Linked DNA regions of Homo sapiens: region 2 is linked to region 1. A link is a loop called in an ENCODE intact Hi-C map of the cell type or tissue named here. Cell type or tissue: mammary epithelial cell. All regions are shown on one strand. Links, peaks and the distances in the headings refer to the core of each region. The heading gives the core; the rest is flanking DNA.

What was found. A loop is a pair of places that touch in the nucleus more often than their neighbours do. Peaks named below come from ENCODE experiments on the same cell type or tissue, not always from the same donor. Only the 100,000 strongest peaks of a DNase experiment are listed, where the experiment ranks them.
Region 2: a loop joins it to region 1, with 4 times the contacts of the local background. A loop is called at or near these places in 44 of 110 quality-filtered maps.

The regions. Positions count from the first base shown.
Region 1 is chr1:175,476,971-175,488,269 of GRCh38, reverse strand. The region is part of intron 2 of TNR (tenascin R); the gene reads left to right. Among named protein-coding and RNA genes, the nearest start is that of TNR, 260 kb to the left of the region's middle. In mammary epithelial cell, for the core only: CTCF peaks have their summits at 6,394 (motif pointing right) and 6,933; no DNase peak of the experiment used is centred there; H3K27me3 peaks cover 346 bases.
Region 2 is chr1:175,752,470-175,763,768 of GRCh38, reverse strand. No RefSeq gene overlaps it. Among named protein-coding and RNA genes, the nearest start is that of TNR, 15 kb to the right of the region's middle. In mammary epithelial cell, for the core only: a CTCF peak has its summit at 6,184; no DNase peak of the experiment used is centred there.

The DNA.
Region 1 (11,299 bases), core at 2,101-10,100:
GCAAAGTACTCATTTTCAATGCCTAATCCATCTCCCAGCACCATTCCCAGTGATGCAGTGCATGTTTCCGGGGTTTATGGATCTCTCATTTGCTGGCTGCTTCTTACAACAGCTTGGAAGTTCAGCCTTTTAAAAATCAATCTGCCTCTCTGCTTTCTTGCACCCTACCTCACAGTTTGCACAGAGTGGCAGTCTGTGCACTGAAGTCTCCTGAAGATATTACTAGCTCTTACTTTTGGAACCACCCTTATGCATGCCAGAAAACAGCTCAATGCTCTCACCCAAGGCCCACCTGAGCACACTCACAGCCATCCACACACTCTCCTGCACACACCCTGTGTCCTTGAGTGGCAAGTTCAAAATCCAAAGTACCATCATAGAGACATAATTAAATTCCTGATAAGTGATCAGGAGAAATAAGATTAAGAATAATAACTAAAATAACAATTCCATTTGGTATTAAAAACAAGAGGCACTACCTTTTTTTGGAAACTTACCACGTACCAGGCACAGAGCAAAATGCTTTACCTGAACAATGATTCCTACGAAGTCTTTGGTGGTGGGTACTGTGATTATCCCCATTTTCAGATGAGGTTGAGCCATGAGGAAGGAGGCGCCTTGCTCAAGATCACAGAAGCAGGGATTAATGGAGTTTTGGTTAATCTTAGACTGTCTGACTCCAAAGCATGGGCTTAGCTTTGAGGGGAGGATGATTGGCCAGGGGAAGAGCTACAGAAAACCATGGTAGCCACATGGGTAGGGCGGAAGAAAAGGGAGAAAGCAGTTTCCAGAAGGAAGAAGGCAAGCAGTGTCCAAAATCAAAGGATGTCGGGAAGATCATCAAATGAGTATGCCTTAGAGCCGGGGTCCCCAACCCCTGAGCCATGGTTGGGTACCAGTTCATGGCCTTTTAGAAACCGGGCTGCACAGCAGGAGGTGAGTGGTGGGCCAGTAAGCATTACCACCTGAGCTCCACCTCCTGTCGGATCAGTGGCAGCATTAGATTCTCACAGAAGCTTGCACCCTATTGTGAACTGCACATTCGAGGGCTGTAGGTTGCATGCTCCTTATAAGAACCTAGTACCTGACTAAAACACCAAAAGCAATGGCAACAAAAGCCAAAATTAACAAATGGGATCTAATTAAACTAAAGAGCTTCTGCACAGCAAAAGAAACTATCATCAGAGTAAACAGGCAACCTACAGAATGGGAGAAAAATTTCGCAATCTACCCATCTGACAAAGGGCTAATATCCAGAATCTACAAAGAACTTAAACAAGTTTACAAGAAAAAAACAAACAACCCCATCAAGAAGTGGGCAAAGGATATGAACAGACACTTCTCAAAAGAAGACATTTATGCATGCAACAAACATATGAAAAAAGTTCATCATCACTGGTCATTAGAGAAATGCAAATCAAAACCACAATGAGATACCATCTCACACCAGTTAGAATGGTGATCACTAAAAAGTCAGGAAACAACAGATGCTGGAGATGATGTGGAGAAATAGGAAAGCTTTTACACTGTTGGTGGGAGTGTAAATTAGTTCAACCATTGTGGAAGACAGTGTGGCAATTCCTCAAGGATCTAAAACAAGAAACACTATTTGACCCAGCAATCCCATTACTGGGTATATACCCAAAGGATTATAAATCATTCTACTATAAAGACACATACATGTGTATGTTTATTGCAGCACTGTTCACAATAGCAGACTTGGAACCAACCCAAATGCCCATCAATGATAGACTGGATAAAGAAAATGTGGCACATATACACCATGGAATACTATGCAGCCATAAAAAAGGATGAGTTCATGTCCTTTACAGGGACATGGATGAAGCTGGAAACCATCATTCTCAGCAAACTAACACAAGAACAGAAAACCAAACACCGCATGTTCTCACTCACAAGTGGGAGTTGAACAATGAGAACACACGGACACAGGGAGGGAAACATCACACAAACAGGGCCTGTCGAGGGGTGGGGGGATAGGGAAGGGATAGCACTAGGAGAAATATCTAATTTAGATGATGGGTTGATGGGTGCAGCAAACCACCATGCCACGTGTATACCGATGCAACAAACCTGCACATTCTGCACATGTATCCCAGAACTTAAAGTATAATCTAAAAAAAAAAAAAAGAACCTAATGCTTGATGTTCTGAGGTGGAACAGTTTCATCCCAAAACCATCCTGTACCTCCTAGTTAATGGAAAAATTGTCTTCTCTGGTGAAACCAGTCCCTGGTGCCAAAATGATTGGGAATAACTGCCTTAGAGTGACTTTGGGTAGGTTAAATCACTTTGCTAAACCTGGATTCTTCATCAGAAGGATGGTGATGACAATACGTTCCTCATGAACTGTTGTGAGAACAAAATAAAAAATTATATGTAAAATGCTTGGCATGGTGCCTGACACATGGTAAATACCCAATAAATGTTAGCTATTACTATTATTTAGTCTGAGCCATTGCAAGCTCGCCGTGCCTGGCTCAATTTTATTCTATATAAATAAACATTATACTAAATCCCTTGGCACACAAGATTCCCATGGCCAGTTCCTTTTCTGTCTTGAAAAGTGGGGGGAGAGCTGTGATATCCCCAGAAGAATCTTTTCTAGGATGATAAAGGATCCAGCATGTGTGGCAGGAAAAGCTGGGAGTGAGTGTCTTTAAATTCATCTGCCTTTAAATTTATCTCCTCTAAGTCCACACCTTCTACGTATTTAGGGGCAGACCAGAAATTTGAGGACCCTGAAATTGGATGTAAGTTCTCCTATCTCTGACTGTGCCCACCCCACCCCAAACCCTTTCTCCTTGCCAATGTCCTGTGTGCTCCTTGGTCTATTGCTTGGTCTCTGAAAGGGATAAAGTCAGGGAGATCTGGGAGCCAATGGCTATCAAAGAAAGAAAATGCATTCTTTGCTACTTACGTCTTTGTCCTCAAAGCTGTTTACAGTTTGGGGGAAACTTCCAGTGCTGTCAAGCTCTCTTGTGCCTGCTCCCTTATGCCTAATGGTGGACTCAGTGAATCCACCATCAGAGATTTTTTGGTTGGCCAGCAGACTGGGGCTGAAGGGAATCAGACACTTGGAGACTGAAATGCCAAATGCATCAGTCTAATTTATTCAGACACATTTTCATCTGGGTATTTTCTATACTATCAAACTCTGTATCCTTCAGTGAAGACATTTGTCTTAGCTGAATAAAATCTCTTAATGGTTTAATAAAAAGCACTTAACTCAGTTTTCTTAGTTTTATGAGTGCCTTGAGGTCCTTTAGGAGAGCAAACTTCTTTGCTGGGATCATTGAGGGAAACATAATTATTTTTCTGCCTTCTGATACGTTATTTTCTGGAAGGAACAGTTCTAGATGCTCATCATATGCTCACAAACTCTCTGAAGCTCTATCGAAGGACAGGTTATTCTCAGTGATGAACTAAGTGGTGTTCCTTCTTCCATCCACAGCTGACCTGCCAGTCCCCTCAAAGACATCTCTGCATCTTTATTCCTTTCTTTGCTGAAATAGCATCAGTACCATTATCGTCACCAATTTGTTCTGTTCAGAATAAATAGAGAAAAGAGTCTGGAGGTCAGTTAGAACCAAACGCCAGGAGCAAAAAGCCAAACATGAAATTAGGTTAGTAGAAATTTCATGAGAACAAAAACAATTGAGGAAGGGAAGGAGGAATAAATGTAAAGAAACAGAGAAGACTCAGAGAGAGAGAGAGAGAGAAAGACTAGGAGAGGCAGGAAACAAGACACAGGCCAGGGGAGGGTGGACTGCAAAAGGAAAGAGTGGACTGCAAAAGGAAAGAGTGGAAAGGTAAGGGAAGGAAATTTAGTAAATAAGAAAGCCAAGGTAAAGTGAAGAACTGGAACATAATACATGACCAGCAGAAACACAGCAAGAATCACAGAAAGGGAAAGAGGAAGAGTGGGAGTGTAGACAGAAAAGGAGGAAGAGGATAAAAAAATATGTGGGGTGGGAGAGAGGAAAAGTAACACATTTAGGAATTGCGGATGGTTGGAATGGAGAGTTTCATTATTGAAAATTAGCATAGAGATGGTTTTCATTTTCCCAGTAAGTAAATAAAGGCATGAGAGGTTAAGTGACCTTTTATCCATCTGACTTCCATTCATACAATTGAACAATTATTTATTGTGCACCTTCTGTGTGCACTGCACAGTGCTAGGCACCAGGGACACAGTGTTGAATAAGGCAAACAACGTTCTTGTCCACAAGGAGCTCACAGTGCAGCGGGGGCATATGGACAAGTGAACTGGCCAGCACCACGATGTGAGGGTTAGGGTAGTGCTGGAACCATGGAAATCTTGCAGAAGAGTCCCAAGACAGTCATGTGTGTGTGTGGCATGGGCAGCAAGAGGGGTAGGTGACAGTGCACCTGGCAGAGTGAAACACAAACCAAAAGGCTAGCCTCCAAGAGCCCTCTAGCCTCAGAGATGCTCAGCCACAGAGCCTGGACTGCAACTCAAACGTGTAGTTCCCAGCCCCCACCATCTGGCTCCCTTGGGGTTTGGTTTTGAGCCCTTCAAGGCCCGACATCCTGATAACTCATCTCTAACCTGCATATGAAGGATCAAATCCAATAGCAGCCTCGTTTCCCATCTGTCATGGAATCGCTCAGTGTCTCTCTCTCCTCTTCAGGATCAATTGCAAACTCCTAACATCCAGGCCCTTTTCCTTCTGGCTTGTATTTACACAGTGCCCATTTTCTTACTCACTCTCCTGTCTTTCCATCATGTTCCAGCCATACTGAAGTGCTTGCAGGTCTGTGAAGAGGCCTCCATTCTTTTACAGGTAAGGAGCCCTTGCTGGGACATGTTTCCTGTCCCTGCCCCACCTGCTCTTACAGTGCCTTTGATATACACTTTGAACTCACCCTAAGATTCATTCCAGATTCCATGTCCTCTCCTTCTGCTCCTGAAAACCTTTCCTCCACTAACCTCTCTTGCTGAGCCCAGGCAGGTCAGGCATCCCTTTCCCTAGGCCCTCACTGCACCTCTCTCATAGCAGTTACCACACCTGATGTCTTAACCATCTCTTGACTAGACTGTCTTTCCCGGTAGGCTACAGGGCCTTTGAAGGCATGGACTGGAGCCTGTTCATTCATCTGTTTACCACTGGCGCCTGGCACAGCTCCTTGCTTACACAAAGTGTTTTACAAATGTTTAGGGAGCTGACTTGAAATGAGTCCCCAGTGAGTTGAGTTGCAGGCAATCCCTAATTCAGTTTGGAGGAATTGCTCAACCCCTCTTCCCATTTCATACAAGACACACTTTGATCTGCAAAATGGAATGGCAGACTTCCCCAGGAGCGCCCACCAGGTGAGGTTTCCATTGGGTGAGGTCTTGGTACCACTCCTGATTGTGCTAGTGCACAGACAAAGCCCAGGGAGGGTGACAGGCTTGAATTTCTGCTCTCTTAGTACAAGCCTCACATTTTATAGAAACTTAGAGAAATTTGAGTGAGTTTGGCTCCTGTAATCAATCACAAAGGGAGTAGAGGGGTCTTAATGCCTTAATTTATTGGATTGTTTCTAGCCAGTTAATTCATTCATATTAATATACTCAATTGATAATTATGAAGTGCCAGGCTGGATGTTCACCTTCTTAGGGCGTCTTCTCAGTGTACATTTGTTTTCATATGCCTGGGATACAGAATGTTACTGTTCTTTGCTGAGTAAACTTTAATCAGCATGTTCCTCTTTGGCCTGTGGTAGCATATGAGCTTATGGTTCCTGCGATTCATTTTATCTTTTTAAATTTAATAAGATACAACTTGGATGGCCATTAAGGGTCTCCTGTTGTGTGTGCAAGAGCCCAAAACTAACATGGATAAAATTAACTCTGGTTCATTATGTTCAGCAAGAAAAGTTTTATCCCTTCCGGTCTCCTAGCCAGGCCACAAAGGCAAAGTCTGGGAAGAGCTGTTTTCATTTTTTTCACTTTCCTGTATCCATGTGACATAAATAATATGACAGTTAAATAGGTCTGATTAATGCGGTCATCTTGGAAGCTGATTTGGATCACCACAGTGCAGCCTAGTGGACTTCATTCACTCGTTCTTTCATTCAACAAACATTTATCAAGGACTCTGTGCTTGTTCTTGTGCCAGTTGCTAATACCTAAAGATAAAAGAAAACTGTGTCTGCTCTTGAACTCACAGCTTACATTTCCAGAACATGACAATTAACTGACCCCTCACGGTTGGTGTGTAGTGTGACAACACGAGGCAGGGTGTGGTTGTGGAGGCTGAGTGCATCAGGTGGGCTTCACAGAAGAGGCAACCCTTAGACACTATTCAGTTGGGTCTGGTACAGAGGAATGACAACCAGAACAGATATGGTTCCCAACTTCCAGCAGGAGGCAGCAGGACAGTGCTTTCTGGGCAGACGTGTGTGCTTGTTCTTAGAGAAAAGTTCTGCGTCAATCTAGATTCCCAAGTTCCTATTCAGGATACCAGAGTAAGGCTGGACCTTGAGGATGACCTGGAATACTGTCTTCTAGTAGTGCTACCATCAGAAAGGCACACAAAAAAGCAAAACCCAACATTTAGCCAATGGTCAATCCCTCCATGGGCCCACCCACCACCTTCTTTTCCAAGTCAGCCACAAGCATGTAGTCTGATCAGGTTTCTGCTCTGATTATTCTGCCGAGGCTGTGTCTCATTCTACTGTGTTGTGGACACCTCAGCTGCATTGGCCATCCACGGGCTGGGAAAGTGTCCTGTCCTCTCCAAGCAGCAGAGGGGATAATCCCTTGTCTGTACCAGAAAATTCCTCCAACGAGGGTCTTACTGATGGAAGGGAGCACACTGGAACTCATCTCAGAATCTTACGCCCAAAATCAACTTTTAGGATGACTGAGAATTTCCCATACCCCAGGCTCTCCTTTCAGGTACAGATGTTGGAAAATGTTAACAGTGGCCTCTACCGACCAGACATAGTATTACCACATACTTAAATCTCGTCTAGATAATTCACATTCATTCATTCATTTGTTCACTCATTCATCAATCAGTAATTTTTCAGCAAACATTTATTGAGCATTTACTATAAGATAAGGCTATTCACAGGGTGCAAGGATGAATGCCCCAATCACCTTTCCCTAACCCCACATTTTCTCTCTCGCTGGTCCAGACAATGCCTGAAATGTACAAATTTATGTCTCCTTGGTCTTAAAGCATGCTAATCCACAGTGACAACGCAGAAGGTTTTCAGTTCAAAGTTACAGATTACTCCTTGGTAGTCATTAACACTTTAGTAGGAATTAGTTTATTCTGTCAGAAAAAGGCAACCTTTGGGTGAATAAATACAGAACCATGTAAGTTTTAATTAATAAAAGGGATAAGAAGTGATCTAGGATATGCTTCTAACATGAGGTAGTACAATGAGACTCAAAGAGCTAAAAAAGGCAGGGGGGAATTTAAGCCATTAGGCACTTGGAGAAAAGAGGGAGGTCAGAAAAAAAGGCAGTATGAATAGTGGCTTTGGAGGATATGTTCTGAATTCAAATCTGGCCTCTCTCATTTACTAGCATCCGATTTCAGGTGAGCCTCTTAACGTCTGTAAACTTTCCTCTAAAATCCTCACATAGCGTGTGGGAACTGAGCCATGAATGTCATGTAAAATACTTAGCACGACGCTGGGCATAATGTTAGCAGTCAGTAAACATGAGTCAAGTCATTATGACCAGAGAGAAGGAATAGGCTATAAATGAGACTGTGGAAACAGCAGGGCAAACTCGACCTCTACCTCTTTTTCTTTTCTTTTCTTTTTTTCTTTTCTTTCTTTCTTTCTCTTTCTTTCTTTCTTTCTTTCTTTTTTCTTTCTTTCTTTTTTCTTTCTTTCTTTCTTCTCTTTCCTTTTTTCTCTCTCCCTCTTTCTTTCTCTCTCCTTCCTTCCTTCCTTCTCTCTCTCTCTCTTTCTTTCTTCCTCATTTTTTTTTTACTATGTCCAGCCCTCCCTCTGCTCATCACATTCCCTGAGCCACTTGTTGGTGCTGCCTTCTCAACTTTATGCAGCTGTCCTGCAGTGAGCACAGGATTCAGGGCACATCCAAGCTCCTGACTATGCAGCTGGAGAATGGAGCCAAGGATCAGTCCAGAGACATGTAGGAGGAGTCCTTAGGTCACCGTCAGTTCTGAGTCTGGGAGGAAGGCCTCATTAGTGTACATGGGCAGACAAGTCCCTGTGGTCATTCCTGCCTCTCCTCCCTCTGCTCCTTCTCCTACTTGGCTGGTATCACCACCTGACCTTGCACCTTCTGAGGAACATGAAGACAGGAGCTACTTCTTAGTATTTATCTAGAATCTCTCCAGAATTCTATTCCTGGAGATTTGAGGTAGATTAGTGGATGGTTATGCATTTTCCAAAATTAGCATGCCTCATTAGCTTGGCTCAGAAGTAACTGGAAAATGCGGCTACCCACAGCAGCTGGGAGGTTTTTCGAAGGAACCTACTAGCCACAAAGCATATCAGAGGGACATGATAAGATCTTCAGAAGCCCACATATCAGATTGAGGATTCAGTTGCCTCTGTGAGTGAGTAATCAGTGAGTAGCCAAGCAGTGCTGTTATTTTAGCTTGACGTCAAGGCAGTACGTGGGGCCGATCTGAATATAAACCTCAGAACTCTGGCTGCCACGTTCAGCCAGGAGACCTAGGCACAAAAATTGCTGATGGGGCTCATGGAAAACTTGAGAATTTAGGGAGCTGAGTTTGAGGTGATAGGTCACCAGGATTAAAATCCCTAGGGAGGAGAACAAGGTGAAGTCTACCCCACCCACTTGGAGAGTCCACACATGAGCAGCCTAATCATCTGAAGATGGAAGAGACTGAAGCAAGTCAGGCTCTCCCTGGGAATACCGCATTGTTGGTGGGGGGAAACTTGTCAGGGAACCCCTGGGAGGGCCCTCTGAATGTATTCTAACCCAATGCTAGAAAAATAGTTGTCCCAAATTGCTCAAGGAAACCAGAGTTAGACCATCAGTGGAGAGAGTGTCTTTCCCATCTCAAAGGAGGGGGCAATTGGGCAACCATTTAGGGAGCCAGAGAGTCAACATGGGGTGAAATCTTGCCAGAGATTGAGAACAAATTTCCCATGGTTTGAATCCCAGCACTACCTTGTGTGTAATCTTGAGGAATTTTTTGAACTCTTCTAAACCTTAATTTTTTCTACCTGTCAAATGGAGGTAATAGTGTCAAGCACCTATTGTAAAGATGAAATAAGGTAATATATTTAAAGGGCTTTGAAAAGGTAAATGGTAAGAGTACACAGACTAATGTAACCCATATGCCCCAGGATTTACTAGCCTGTAACCATAGTCTAAAGTCCTATTTCCTTTTAATGTCTGCATTTGTATAGTATGAGCCCCACTGGCCTAATTGCCAGTGATCATAAGTAGAATTTAATAAGAGAATGCTGACAGCTTAAGCACAATTTCTGGAAAAAACAAGAGCAGGTCTTACCACAGGGAGGCAGCCACATTATCTTTTTATATAAACAAGGTCCCCTGATCTCCTTTTCCTCAGTGGCAGGAAACTGAGCCAGGCATGGATTGTCCCTCCTTTCGTACAGCATCGCCCTGGAGGCTGTCTGAAGGAAAGTGCAGCTAGTGGATTTTTTTTTTTTAATGTAGGGAGGCTAGGTGTCCCCAGAGGAGGCTGGGCTGGATAGAATTCATTCACAGACACAGAAATGATCCCCAGGGTAGCCTCTGCCCTATCTCTTGAACCACACCTCAAAGGTGATTGAATGTTTACAAAGCACATAATCAGACAGAGAAGTGGATGCACAGAGAGCTGGGGTAATTTTGTCCAAGGTCAGACCATGAATCAGTGTCTGGCTTGCACTGCATTTCTGCCCTCGATTGCACTCTGCTTTCTTTCTAAATTCATCCAAGTCCTGCCTGCTCCATTCCTCTTCCTTCTTCTCTTCCTCCCATACTAATGTTGCTCCATGTGGACAATATATGCACACATATTGAAAGTTGGTGCAAGTTTTCTCACTTGAAAACTGTGTAGGACTGTGTATAGAAATTAAACTGGGAGTTTCTAATTATCCACTCTAAAGAGAAATGCCAATGGAGTGAAAAATCCAAGAGAGCAATTACACATAACCCCAAATGGTTTATTTTTAGTTGAGAATAAAATGTGTGCCCCTCTATTTGCAGCATATTTAATTTCTCTATTATGCTTTGCCCAAGTGAATTTGCATTCTTTGAGCGCCCAGCAAGTGACAGTGTAGGCAGTGAGCCACCCAGAAGCATGTTGGGTGGCAAAAGAAGCCAGCTGGAGATTAAGCACTTACTTTGCAAAGATCCACACTAGCTGGCCTATCCATACCCCCGAGGATGATCAGTCAGAAGCTGAAGGACTGCGGAAGGGAGTGAAACACTCCGCTCAGGGAGATAGAATGGACAGGGAACCTGTAACGCTTTCTTCCAGCCCTGTGTTTGTATAAGAACTGACTGAGTTTATGTTGTACATGTGTGCCTCCGTTAGAACAGCCTTCATCTAATTTTCTCCCAAATGCTTTCCTCTCTTTCTTCAGATCCTCCACTTAATCCCTGACTGGCCTGCCCTCATTCCCAAGCCAGTAGCATCTTTCTGGGTCTCATATTTGTATGATTTCTATTGTGGTGGGCTTGTCCATTTTCATTAGATGGTGCACTCCACAGGGCAGGGAGCCAGGTCCCCATGCATTGGCAAAGCACTATGTATGCCCAACACTTTACAAACAATACAAACAGACAAGAAATTGGTTAATGGCTAAGATAAGCAGTTGACACAAAAATCCACATGTAGATAGCATCACAGTGAGAGGTAAAAGCACAGCTCTCCACGTGGGGTTATAGGAAGGAAGCTCTTCAAAAAGATAAATGTTACAACCCAGAAAATTTCATCAGCAAAAATATTCTACGCAGGTTCCTCTGAGTATGTGTGGAACATATGAAAATGGCATATCTCCTCTTACGCGGGAGCTAGAAAAGAAATGTTATTAGTGGGAATGACATATGTGAGCTTCTCTGTGAATAACTATACAATGTCTATATATATTATATGCATAATAATAATACCTCAAATCTGTATGGTGCTTTCCTTCCCAGGAACTAAAAATGATCCATGGTTGTTATTATCTCATTTATCCTTGCAGGTATTTTCCCTTATATTTTGCTAGTGTATCACCAAAATACAGAAACATTTAAGAGCCATTCTTTTGGTTCTTCTTTCCCATGAAGTCCTGTCTCTCCATTATACTCTCCTTAAAAC
Region 2 (11,299 bases), core at 2,136-10,135, 280 kb before region 1:
CCACATAGACAATGAAACCAAGCCTCTGGGCCCTTTCAATTGTGCAGGTGGCTGGGTTTTCACTGGCTGAGTTTTTTTGTGCTCTGAGAATCTCTTTAATTTCAACTGAGCCTGTGCTTTTATGAAAGGGTGTGGCTAGACTCACAAGGGAGTGCTGAGAGGCCTCAACTGCCAATGTGGGATGGGAGTGGGAGCTGAGGAGGCACCTGAGAGTTCTCCCTGTAAGTGACATCCACCTTCCAAGGCTGTCTGCCCTGGCATGGAGAAGGGTGCTACTTCCCCTCACCAGGGGCTCTCCTAGCCTCAGAGGAAGGGAAACGGTCCTGGGAGGCCTAGCTGGGGGCTGTCCCAGCTTGGAACAAATAAAATGCTGTTCTCTCAAGAGTCTGTTTCCTCTGTGTCAGGTTAGCCGCAGTATGTTTTTTGGTGGCATCTTCGCTCACTGTTATCTCAGTTGTTTGCTCCTCAGGCACCCTGGAGGTGTCTCTTCTGGCTGCTTTGACCATCTTCATGTTTCTCTGCCACAAGAGACTGCTCCAGGATCAAGGGCCCTGTGTGAGGAGTGAGGAAATCTTGGCCAGGCAGGAAGCAGTTCCAAGTCTCTGCTTTAAAACAGCAGAAGCGTCACCAGCATTGGGGGCGTGTGTGGAGTTGAGGGGCAGGGACAGGGAAGTAGAGGTTGGGAAGCATATGGGTGTCCTGGGCTGCCGTGACAAGGGTAGCTTAAAATGATGGAAATTTGTCATCTCACTTTTATGATGACCAGAGGTCCAAAATCAAGGTGTTGACAGGGCCACGCTCCCTCTGAAGGCACTGGAGGAAGGGCTCCCTTGCCTCTGCCTGGCTCCTGGTAATTACCAGCAATCTTTGGTGTTCCTTGGCTTGCAGCTTTATCACTCCAGGCTCTCCCTCCGTCATCACATGGCACTCTGCCTGTGTGTCTCTGTGTCCAAATTTCCCTTTTCTTATAAGGTCACTAGTCATTGGATCAGGAACCACTCTCATCTAGAATGACCTCCTCTTAGCTTGATTATATCGGGGGTAGGACTTGTCTTTCTAGGGGACATGATTCAACCCACAACAGGAAGGTACCTACTTAAGTAGGGTTCTCACCAGTTAAAACCTTCAAATGAGGTGAAACCCGACTCTCCAATCTGTTTACTTCACGTCGGCATTAACAGCATCCAATTTCCTGGGGCCAACTCTCCATAGCCCATTCCCCAAGGAGTTGTTCAGAATGAATCAAGAACAGGAAAAGCTACTTCCCAGTTGTTGTTGTTGTTGTTTTCATTGAAGCAAACTCTTATAAGTAAAAGTGGAAAGGTAGGATGAATAGGTGGAGCACAGAGAATTTTTAGCGCTGTGAAACTATTCTGTATGATTCTGTAATGGTAGATGCATGTCATTGCACACTTGCCCAAACCAATAGAATGTGCAACACCAGGAGGGACCCCTAATGTCAACTATGGACCCTGGGTGATGGTGATGAGTCAAGGTAGGTTCATCAGCTGGAACAAATGCACCACTCTGGTGATGTATATTGATAGCAGGGAAAGCTGCGCATGTGTGGGGAGAGGAGGTATATGGGAAATCTCTGTACCTGTGCTCAATTTTGCTATGATCCTAGCACTGATCTGAAACATAAAGTCTATTAAAACACACAAACAACTGAAAGGTGAATGCTGGGCCCTTCTGTGTGTCCATTTTTAAATTATTCTTTCTGGTGTTCCATGGATCACTGTTGGTCATTAAATGCCCTCAAGAAGAAAGCACTTCTTGAAGACAGGAGGCCATGTCTTACACATTCTGCATCTCTTAGGCACAGAACTTAGCACTGGGTGGACACAGAGTGAGATCTCCCTTTTTGTTAAAAGACATATTTATTTCAAAGTCTTTCCATTCCTATCACTGTTGTGCACGTGACTTCATTCTCTCCATTAAGTGCCTCTTCTGAGTATAGAAGCAGGACCTGAGAGTCCTCCAGCCAGCTCCCATGGCCTTCCTGTGCATTGATCCCTGAGTCAAGTGGGGCTGTGGGGAGGGATGGTTGAGTCTGACCCATTGTTAAGATTATGATGCACCCTTAGAGCTCTTCACAGCTCTATAGAGACCTTCAGTCATGTTGTGGTTTGTCCCTCAAAGCAGGAGGCATCAGCCCCAGAGAGCTCCAGTCAAGGACAGCCCAAGCCTAAGGGCCTGCTGTGGCCTTGAACACTTTGATATCATAAGAGGAGGTGGCGGGGGGTACTGGTAGGATACTGGAGCTTCTTTATTTCTTTAAAAAAGTGAATATATAGAGCTTGATAAAATGGATTGCACTCAGCCTTGGGTATGGTTGTGGCAAAGCCAGCAGGCTGCCTGCATTGCAGTTTTCACTTTGTCCCACACAATTTGGGCTATTTCTGATTGTATCAAGGCCCTGGCCTTTGCTCTTAATCAATTTCCCAAAGCGAGGACGATGACTACGGGAAACACATTCAGAGTTCTTAGAAAGGCCAAATGGGAAAAAGAAAATGGAGCCGCAGAGATTCTCTGTTGCCCAAAGCTTGATCCTTGTTAGAGCTGCTGGCTAACCTTGTCCTGCTTGCTCTTGGGCCCTGCCACTAGGCTTAGCTTTTTTACCTAGAATACATGTTAGGCAAAAATTAAGCTTTGATGTGTTAGATTTCCAGCTTTGGTTTTATCGGGGTCTGCTGCAGGATTCAGGCTTGCTGGGAAGTCCCACAAAGAGGTCTGCAGGGCCTGAGATCCGGGTCAGGACTAAATCTGACTGGAGGAAGGATGCAGCAGCTGTGCTTGGGTCAAGGACAGTGGGCCATCGCAGCATGGAGGGGCGACCAGAGACTAGTGTGGTCTTCTGCTCAGGATGCCTTCATCCCCATGGTCCTGTGCTGGGCCTTAGGGTGAGGGGGCTGCCAGACAGGCATTATAGATACCTGAAGCAGTATTTCTATGTTCTCCAAGAAGCATGGAGAGCCCAGCATGGTAGTAGCCTCAGGGCTGGGGCAGCTGCTTTGGCAGCAGCTTTGCTAACAGGAGTTGCAGGCTTGGGGCAGTGGTGCTGGCTTCCACAGAAAGCTGGTGACATTGGTAGTGGTGGTGGCCTTGGTGCTTGGTGGGAGTCAGTGATGCTGCAGAGGTGTGAGCCGGGCGTTAGTGGCAACACTGTTACTTTTCGGGTACTAACAGTGACAGGAGCATCATTGCGGGGGGCGCCTGAGGGACACCAGCAGTCATGTGGTAACAGAAGGGTCTTCAGTGGAGGTGACACTTTTATAATTTCAAACAACATAGAGAGGGAGCTGGACAGATGTCCTTACTGAGAGGACAAAGAGAGGTGGAACCTTTGAAAAGTTAGTAACATGCTAGAAGAAGAGCTATCGACATGGCTGGCCTCATCAGTACTTCGGGGGAATCATTTTCTCTCCTTTCCCAGCCCTGGCCTTTCTCTTAACAAATTCCCTTCTTTTTACTTTCCAAGGCCAAAGGAGTGTTGGCATGATTTGTTCCCCACAACTCAATTTAGGTTCATTCCATTCAATTTTACAAATATTTATTGAGTGCAGCAGCTTGCACCTGGAATATAGAGAATACACATGAGAGCCAGGCACCGTTCTGTTCCCTAGAGGTTTATGATTTTCTGGGGATGGAGGTGGAATAAGACCAGTGCAAATGGGACACACACACACACACACACACACACACACACACCCCTTCTAAGGGTCATTACCCTCTAAATTATATGGGGGAGGAGAAGGAGTACATGAGGCAGTTGCTATTGCTCTTCACAGCATCTCCCAAGCTGGTTTAAATAGAACCCCTCTCTCCCGCCACAGTGGAGAGGGGTGGGAGGCAGGCTACACTTCCTCTGTGGTTCTGTCTCTTTCTCTTCACAGTACAACTCTAGGCTGTGTGAGGTTTACCAAAAGGCTAGGGTAATCGGTGATGAGATGGATTGAATTGTGTCCCCTCAAAGACATGTTTATTACCTGTGACTGTCACCTTTTTTGGAAATAAAATCTTTAGAGATGTAGTCAAGTCAAGATGAGGTCACACTGGATTAGGTTTGGGCCCTAATCCAGTGAAAAATGTCCTTATGAGGAAGGGAAATTTGGACACAGATAGACATGGGGGAAAGAGAGGCAATGGAGCAGTAGAGGCAGGGACTGAGGTGCTGCAGCCGCAAGCCAGGAAATGCCAAGGATTGGCAGCAACTAGGGGCTGGGAGAGGTGAGTGAGCATCCCCTCCACAGGTTGCAGAGGAAGCACCGCCCTGCTGACAACTTGAGTTTGGACCTCCAGCCTTCGCAACTATGAGACAATACATTTCTGTCATTTTAAGCCACCCGGTTTGTGGTACTTTGCTGCCACAGCCCTAGAAAAGAAGCACAGATGGAGTTATCTCATAGAATGGAAAACGTAGCGCTGCAGCTCGGTGCCATTTTTCACCTAGCTGATGGAAGAAAATTACCCAAGGAGCTTAATCCTTCATCAGGATCCCCTCTTGGTACATCTCAGCCCCCACTCTCCTTGTTCTCAGGGCTATGTCTTTGTGAATGTCCCTCCTTGTTTATTATTCTTTTGGTGGCTTTGCACATCCAAATGTAGCTCACAGGGATCCATCTTTCCCTGAGATTTGTTACCTGCCCCCAGCAGTTCATTACCTTAAGCTTGATTTATTCCCTATACATAGAGTGAAGCCCTGGGTGGGAGCCTTCAGTAAGACAGTCACAGGACCCTGCTTCTCCAGATTGGTTCAGGGATGGTGATGAACATGTGCACGCCACATGTGACACCTTTGGGACAGGCCCACCAGTGTCTACTGTAGACCACTTCATATTCCCTGTTGCCCGTGGGTTACATGCACAGATGCACAACGCACACACAAATACACACACACACACACACACACACACTCAGTAACACTGAGAGGCCCTATGCTCTCTCAGCTCAGCATCACAAACTCTTGGCTTGGGATTCTGACAGAATTACATATGCAGTGTTATCTCCTCACTTGTCTGAAGCTCTGAGCTTCTTACTCTGTGAGATATTCTATAAAACAAAAAAACAGTTACTGACAAATTTGGAATGTGAGCTCTTCAGAGTCGAAGGAAGAACCTGCATCTGGGCACAGTGGCTCACACCTGTAATCCCAGCATTTTGGGAGGCCGAGGTGGGCGGATCACGAGGTCTAGAGATAGAGACCATCCTGGCCAACATGGTGAAACCCCGTCTCTACTAAAAATACAAAAATTAGCCAGGCATGGTGATGAGCATCTGTAGACCTAGCTACTCGGGAGGCTGAGGCAGGAGAATCACTTGAACCCAGGAGGCGGAAGTTGCAGTGAGCTGAGATTGTGCCACTGTACTCCAGCCTGGGCAACAAGAGTGAGACTCCATCAGAAAAAAAAAAAAAAAAAAAAAAAGGAAATAAAGAAAGAACCTGTCATGGTTTTAGTAGATATTCAGGTTGCATATTTCTTCCATTCTGCAGACATATGAACTGAGCAGATGCCTGGGGTTGAGCATGATTGAGAAGTGAATGATCCTATTATTGGACTTAGTGACCTGGAAATAGATAGAAATGAAAATAATTTTTTTTCAATTTTTAAAGCTATAATTTTGATTTCTAGCCTCTCCTTAGGGATGGCACCACACTCTTGACACCGATCACAGGATACATGTCCCTCCAGTATGCCTTTCCTGAAAAAGCTCTTCCCTGTGGTGACAGAATCCCAGACCTGGAGAAGCAGAACATGGAGCCCGCTGTCCCTGAGGCTAGCACCCTCTGATCATGCTGTGCTGAGGAAGCAAACGCCGATCCCACCCCCATCCTGCAGCTCGGCTCTACTCAAATATCTCATTTTCTCTCCTGGGCATTCTTGCAAATCCTCTGTTTATCCTGCTTTTTCTCTCTCCCACCTGTTGACTGGCATGTTCTTTCCACCCTGGATTTTTCACTCCACCACCCACCCGTTCCTTGCCTGTACTTACTATCTACTCAGTTGCCCTTGATACCAGATAATTTGGTTTTTGATTGTGGGGCATTATATGGATTTAAAGATTTCAGTTTATTGCTTTCTAGATTCGAGTCAAACTCTCTTAATATCACTGTTGTTTAAGCGCATCCCCATCTCGCCCATGCTGCAGGAGCCTTGGGCCCTGCCACTTCCTTGCTCGGCCTCTGGAGGCGCTCTTGGAGCGGCCTGCCGCCTCCCCACTCTCAGGACATGCTCGCCCAGGCTGTGCAGCCCAGCAAGTGCTGCCGCCGCACCCAGAGGTTTCCTCTTGCTATTATTAAGCTTAAAATGAGAGATCCTGGGCAACCCAGGAACAAAAAGTTCATGGAACTTCTGGGCTTTAGTTTAGCTCCTTTTTGGAATGAAGAGACAGTGTGTGTGTTTGGTTGGGTGGAAGGCAATGAGGGAAGGAAAGTTCTGCCTACAACTGGTGATTCAAGAGCATTGAGTCTTGGGCAGATTCCACGAGCTGAAATCCCTGAACAAAGTATTGCTATTTGAATATGGTTTTGGTTTGAACTTTGTTTTAACCTCTTGATATTCTTGTCTATGAAATGGGTACCTACGTTAAAAAGGCTGTTACGAAGAATGAATGAGAAGTTACGTATACATACATATATACATATATATATGTTTGTGTAGCTTAGAATGACAGTGAGAGGCACCTGGTAAATGCTAAATAAGTGTCATTTATTATCAAGGCTATTATTGTGTAGGAAGCGCACCCCTAGAGATATGGGACCTCAGTCTCCATAACTTACTTGCTGTGTGAACATAGTCAATTATTTGATACTATATTATTATCATTTATTATTTATATTAAACTTAAATCATATTGTTATTTGATATCAATTATTTATCTTTGAGCCTGTACAACCTTATTGGGAAGTGGAGCTGAGAATTATTGTTCTGTGTCCTTCCTAAAGGTCAAATGAGATGTAAATGAGTTGTACAGTGGAAAGTGTTTCTCTGGGCAAATGCAAGGAAGCAGAGCTCTTGCAGCCTCCCTGACCAGGTGTGCAGTGCACAAGCATCCGGCTGCATGGATGATGCTCTTTCCTGCCACTCCTCTCTCCTCATACTGTGGTCCCAGCAGTGACACTCTCCCAGTATCCATTGGTACTAGTGATCTATACTAGTACATGACCATAATCAACACTAGTACTTTCCTATAGGAAGTGAGCAGAGGCACTGGCATCACAGCTTTTAACTAGTTGTGCCACTTTTGGGCAAGTCATCTTGCTGCTCTATAATTGGTGGGGTTGAGCCAGATACCACATGGGCTCTCTATCAGCTTGAATGTCCTGTGAATCTAAGGTCCCAAGAAACACAAACAGGTTCAAATGGCAGATGCCAAGCCTGGCTTTCTTGCGCTTAGGGGCCAGACCTCAATAAAGACATTGGGACCGTAATCCAGGATGAAGCTGGCTGGCTGGCTCCATAAGCAGATGCATTAGCAAGCCAAGGAGGGCACATCACTTCTAGTGCTGGATTGGTAAGCCTGGGCATCAGCAAAAAGAGACTTTTTATGTGATGCGTGGCAATGGCAACACATGGCGATTACTCATTCACAGGTTAACAAGTGAATAGCAGAGACATGTACAACACTCCAGGACAGATGACTTTTCTGGTCCACGAAATATGGTGACTTAAAAATCTGGCTGACAGGCGCAGGGTTGTGTGCCTGTAGTCCCATCTACTCAGCAGGCTGAGATAGGAGGATTGCTTGAGCCAAGGCGTTTGAGACCAGCTTGGGCAACATAAGAACAGTCATTTAAAAAAAATCTAGCTGGTAGGAGACTGAGGACCCTGTTAGATTTTTCTGAAAGATCTCTGGCCGAGGAGTGGGCACTGGATCCGACCAACTGTGTCACGGTGGGTATGCCACTTCCCTTCTTTGGACCTCGTTAGCCTCATCTGTAAGATGGAACAGACGGTAGTTAGACAAGATGCATTTTTGAGGCTCTTTCCAGCTCTGACATTCTACAAGTTCATTATTTCCTTTCTTCTAGATACCTCTGGCTAGCAGCCCAGACTAAAAATGGTCTCTGTGTAGGATCCTTTTACCGACTTTCTTACCAGGGCTTTTCATTCATCTTCATTCTGTGGTACAGGATAAATGTATGCTCTCAGCGACTTAGACAACTCTTTTCCTCCATTTTTCTTCTTAAGCATTTAAATTAATGAAATCTAGCATGTAAAGTGCTTAGCACAATGCCTGGCTCATAATAATGTATTCATTTGTATATGTGCATGTATATATTCCCCTAATATATCTTCCTCTAACTTTCTCCTTTAACCTAAATATCTGTGTCATTTAAAACACTTTTCATTTTGTAAAATCCAGGGCCACTCAGCTTGTCCTTTGTAAGAAAAAGGTTTCTCTGGATTACTCCTAAGTGGCTGACACGTTCAGGTTCACAGTACCATGGACTCCAGTCACTTCAAGGCACCCAGCACCATATCACATTCTGACAAAGGCTAGGCCCCTGACTTCAGACTGAGCAAAGGCCCCAGGAGCGTGTGTCTTCTGAGATCCAGCCCTGGCTCAGCTCAGATGGGATGTGTGAAGCTGGGATGCTGATACAGGAAGGAATAGCTTGCCTTGAGGCCAAGTGTATTCAAAATCTGACTTGAGCTGTTGAGTTGACACCTTCCAACTCTGCTATTCCAAGTGAGAAAATACTCCGTCTCAGATGGGACTTGCTCCTCTGAATCTGGGCTTTCCTCAAATTTGCAAAAAAAGAAAAAAAGAAAAAAGAAAAAAATGTGATCTGGGCCTCCACTTAACCGTGTTAACAGGGAAGAAAGCAGGATGCATTTACAGACTTTTTCTGAAGCCCCTCCCTACCCTTTTTCCAAATGCCTAGAGCCTGCAGCCTCACATTTGTTCCCCAGAACACGCTGTAAAGGGTGCAGAGCTGAGTAGAGATTATTATTCTCATCTGACAGAAGAGAAAATGTAAACTCAAGAGGCTATATATGAATGATGAAGGGTAGGGTGACTGACCCTAGGGAGAGTGGTAGGTCCCTGGTTGAACACCAAGATTAGAGCCTGTGCTCTGTGAGCTGCCTGTGTGTGGTTTACAGAAGTCTTACAGATTGACTCTTGGATGGGGCTGAGAAGACTATGAAATCAAACTAGCCCAGACCCAACAACCCTGATGCCTTCTTTCAGAAGCCCCACAGAGTACATTGTCTTTGTATTTGTTCTAACTGTGTAGTTCTTTCTACTTACTAACAGGATAATGGAGAAAATTGTGTGGCAGGGATAACCCAGTGCTTTCACTCTGACAGCTTGAAAAGAGAGGGACGGAGACCAGTAGGATCAATTTTCCCCAGTGATGTAAGCCTAACAATGTTGGGCCTTCTATCTCCTCCTATGTCCAGATACTGAAATCTTACCATATTCTGTCCACCCGCAGAGCAAGGAAGATGGGGTTGGGAGTAAGGGACCAGTGAGAGAAGGCACTGAGACTAGCGCAAGGAGGCTTGCTTCTTAAGGAAAGAAGAAAAGGACAAAAGCCGAAAAAAAGGAGAGGTATAAAAATAGAAGTGAGAGGCTGGGCATGGTGGCTCATGCCTGTAATCCTAGCACTTTGGGAGGCCGAGGCGGGCAGATTGCCTGAGCTCAGGAGTTCAAGACCAGCCTGGGCAACATGGTGAAACCCCATCTCTACTAAAATACAAAAAAAAAAAATTAGCTGGGCATGGCAGCGTGTGCCTGTAGTCCCAGCTACTCAGGAGGCTGAGGCAGGAGAATTGTTTGAACCAGGGAGGCGGAGGTTGCAGTGATCAGAGATTGTGCCACTGCACTCCATCCAGCCTGGTGACAGAGCGAGACTCTGTCTCAAAAAAAAAAAAAAAAAAAAATAGAAGCAAGAAAAAGGAAGATGACTTTGCATAGATTGGAAAAAAGGAAAAAAGAGATACAGGAAGTGAATATTAGTGGCCTTATAGAAAAAACCAAACATAAAGCCAAAGTTCCAATGGGTATTGGTGACGCCTTTGTGAAAATTGGAAAAATGTTCCTTCAGCCACCCTGGTGCCTCTGGCAAAATTTGTTTCCTATTTGTGGCACTTGAGCTAAAATAGTGGCTGACCCTTTCTTCAAAGGGTCATAATTTCCAATGCTGATCCAGATTGCTGCTGCCAGCAGGAACGCAGACAGACAGATGCCTGTGGCTGCAGGATCAGCAGGGTCCCCAGTGTGCCAGCCTCGGGGAGGGGAAGGAAGGAGGACGTGAGCGAGGAAAGAAAGGTGGGGCAGGTGGGGCTCAGATAAGGGGGAGTTGATTCCATCTTTCCTTCCTGCACTTATCAATTCAGCAAGGGTTTCGTGAGCTACCTGTGTGTCAGTCACTGTTGTAGACACCATCATCTCAGTTAATCTTCACGATAACCCTGTGGTATAAATATTATTCTCTCTGTTTTACAAAAGGACGAACAGGAGCTCAGAGTTCATTTCTTAAGGTAGAAAAGGCAAGTTTTAAATCCTGTTCTGCTGGATTCAAAACCTTGCCGCTTGCCGTAAAACATGCCATGAGGGAACCAAAAATGACTAGGATAAAAAATACACTCTCAAGTGGCAACATTTATTGAATATGTCCACATGAGCCAGGCACTGCTTCAGGCTTTGGGAACCAGACTCAGGCAGAGGGCCTGCCCTCTGAGAGGGTCAGTGCAGTGGAGAATTTGACAATAAACAAATGGAAGGATGAAATATAAAATGCCAGCTGGTGTTAGGGGGTATTAAGAAAAATAGTGCTGGGAAGGGCCTTGGGAAGGGCATTTTTAGAGGGGATGTCAGGACAGACCTCTTTGAGGGGTAGCGTTTGAGCGGGGAGGGAGCAGGATCGGGCACATGCCACAGACCTTCACCCTCGACACCCTGCTGAGTTTCCACCACGTTTTGGACACTGCTTTTGCAACACTCATCTGTGATTTCCTCTGATCGATAAGCCATCAAGAGGGGGTCCCCATGATGACCACTTCTTTCAGAAGGAAGAATTGAGATATGGAGGGATAAGGAGTTATCCAGAGGCTGCACATCTACTAAGTGGTTTAACAGAAGTTTAAACCCAGTTCTGCCACAACCCAGGTTAGGTTCCTACCTCCTTCATCTCAGAGGTGTTTCTTGGTACAACCTGACAAAGCCCCAGAGAGCCAAAGCCATAGAGTCCCATCGGTGTTCAGCCGAGCAAGAGGCAAGGGGGCAGGTGCTAACCCCAAAAAGGAGGTTTACACATAAAGTCAGGACCAACTCAAGTTAAAGCAAG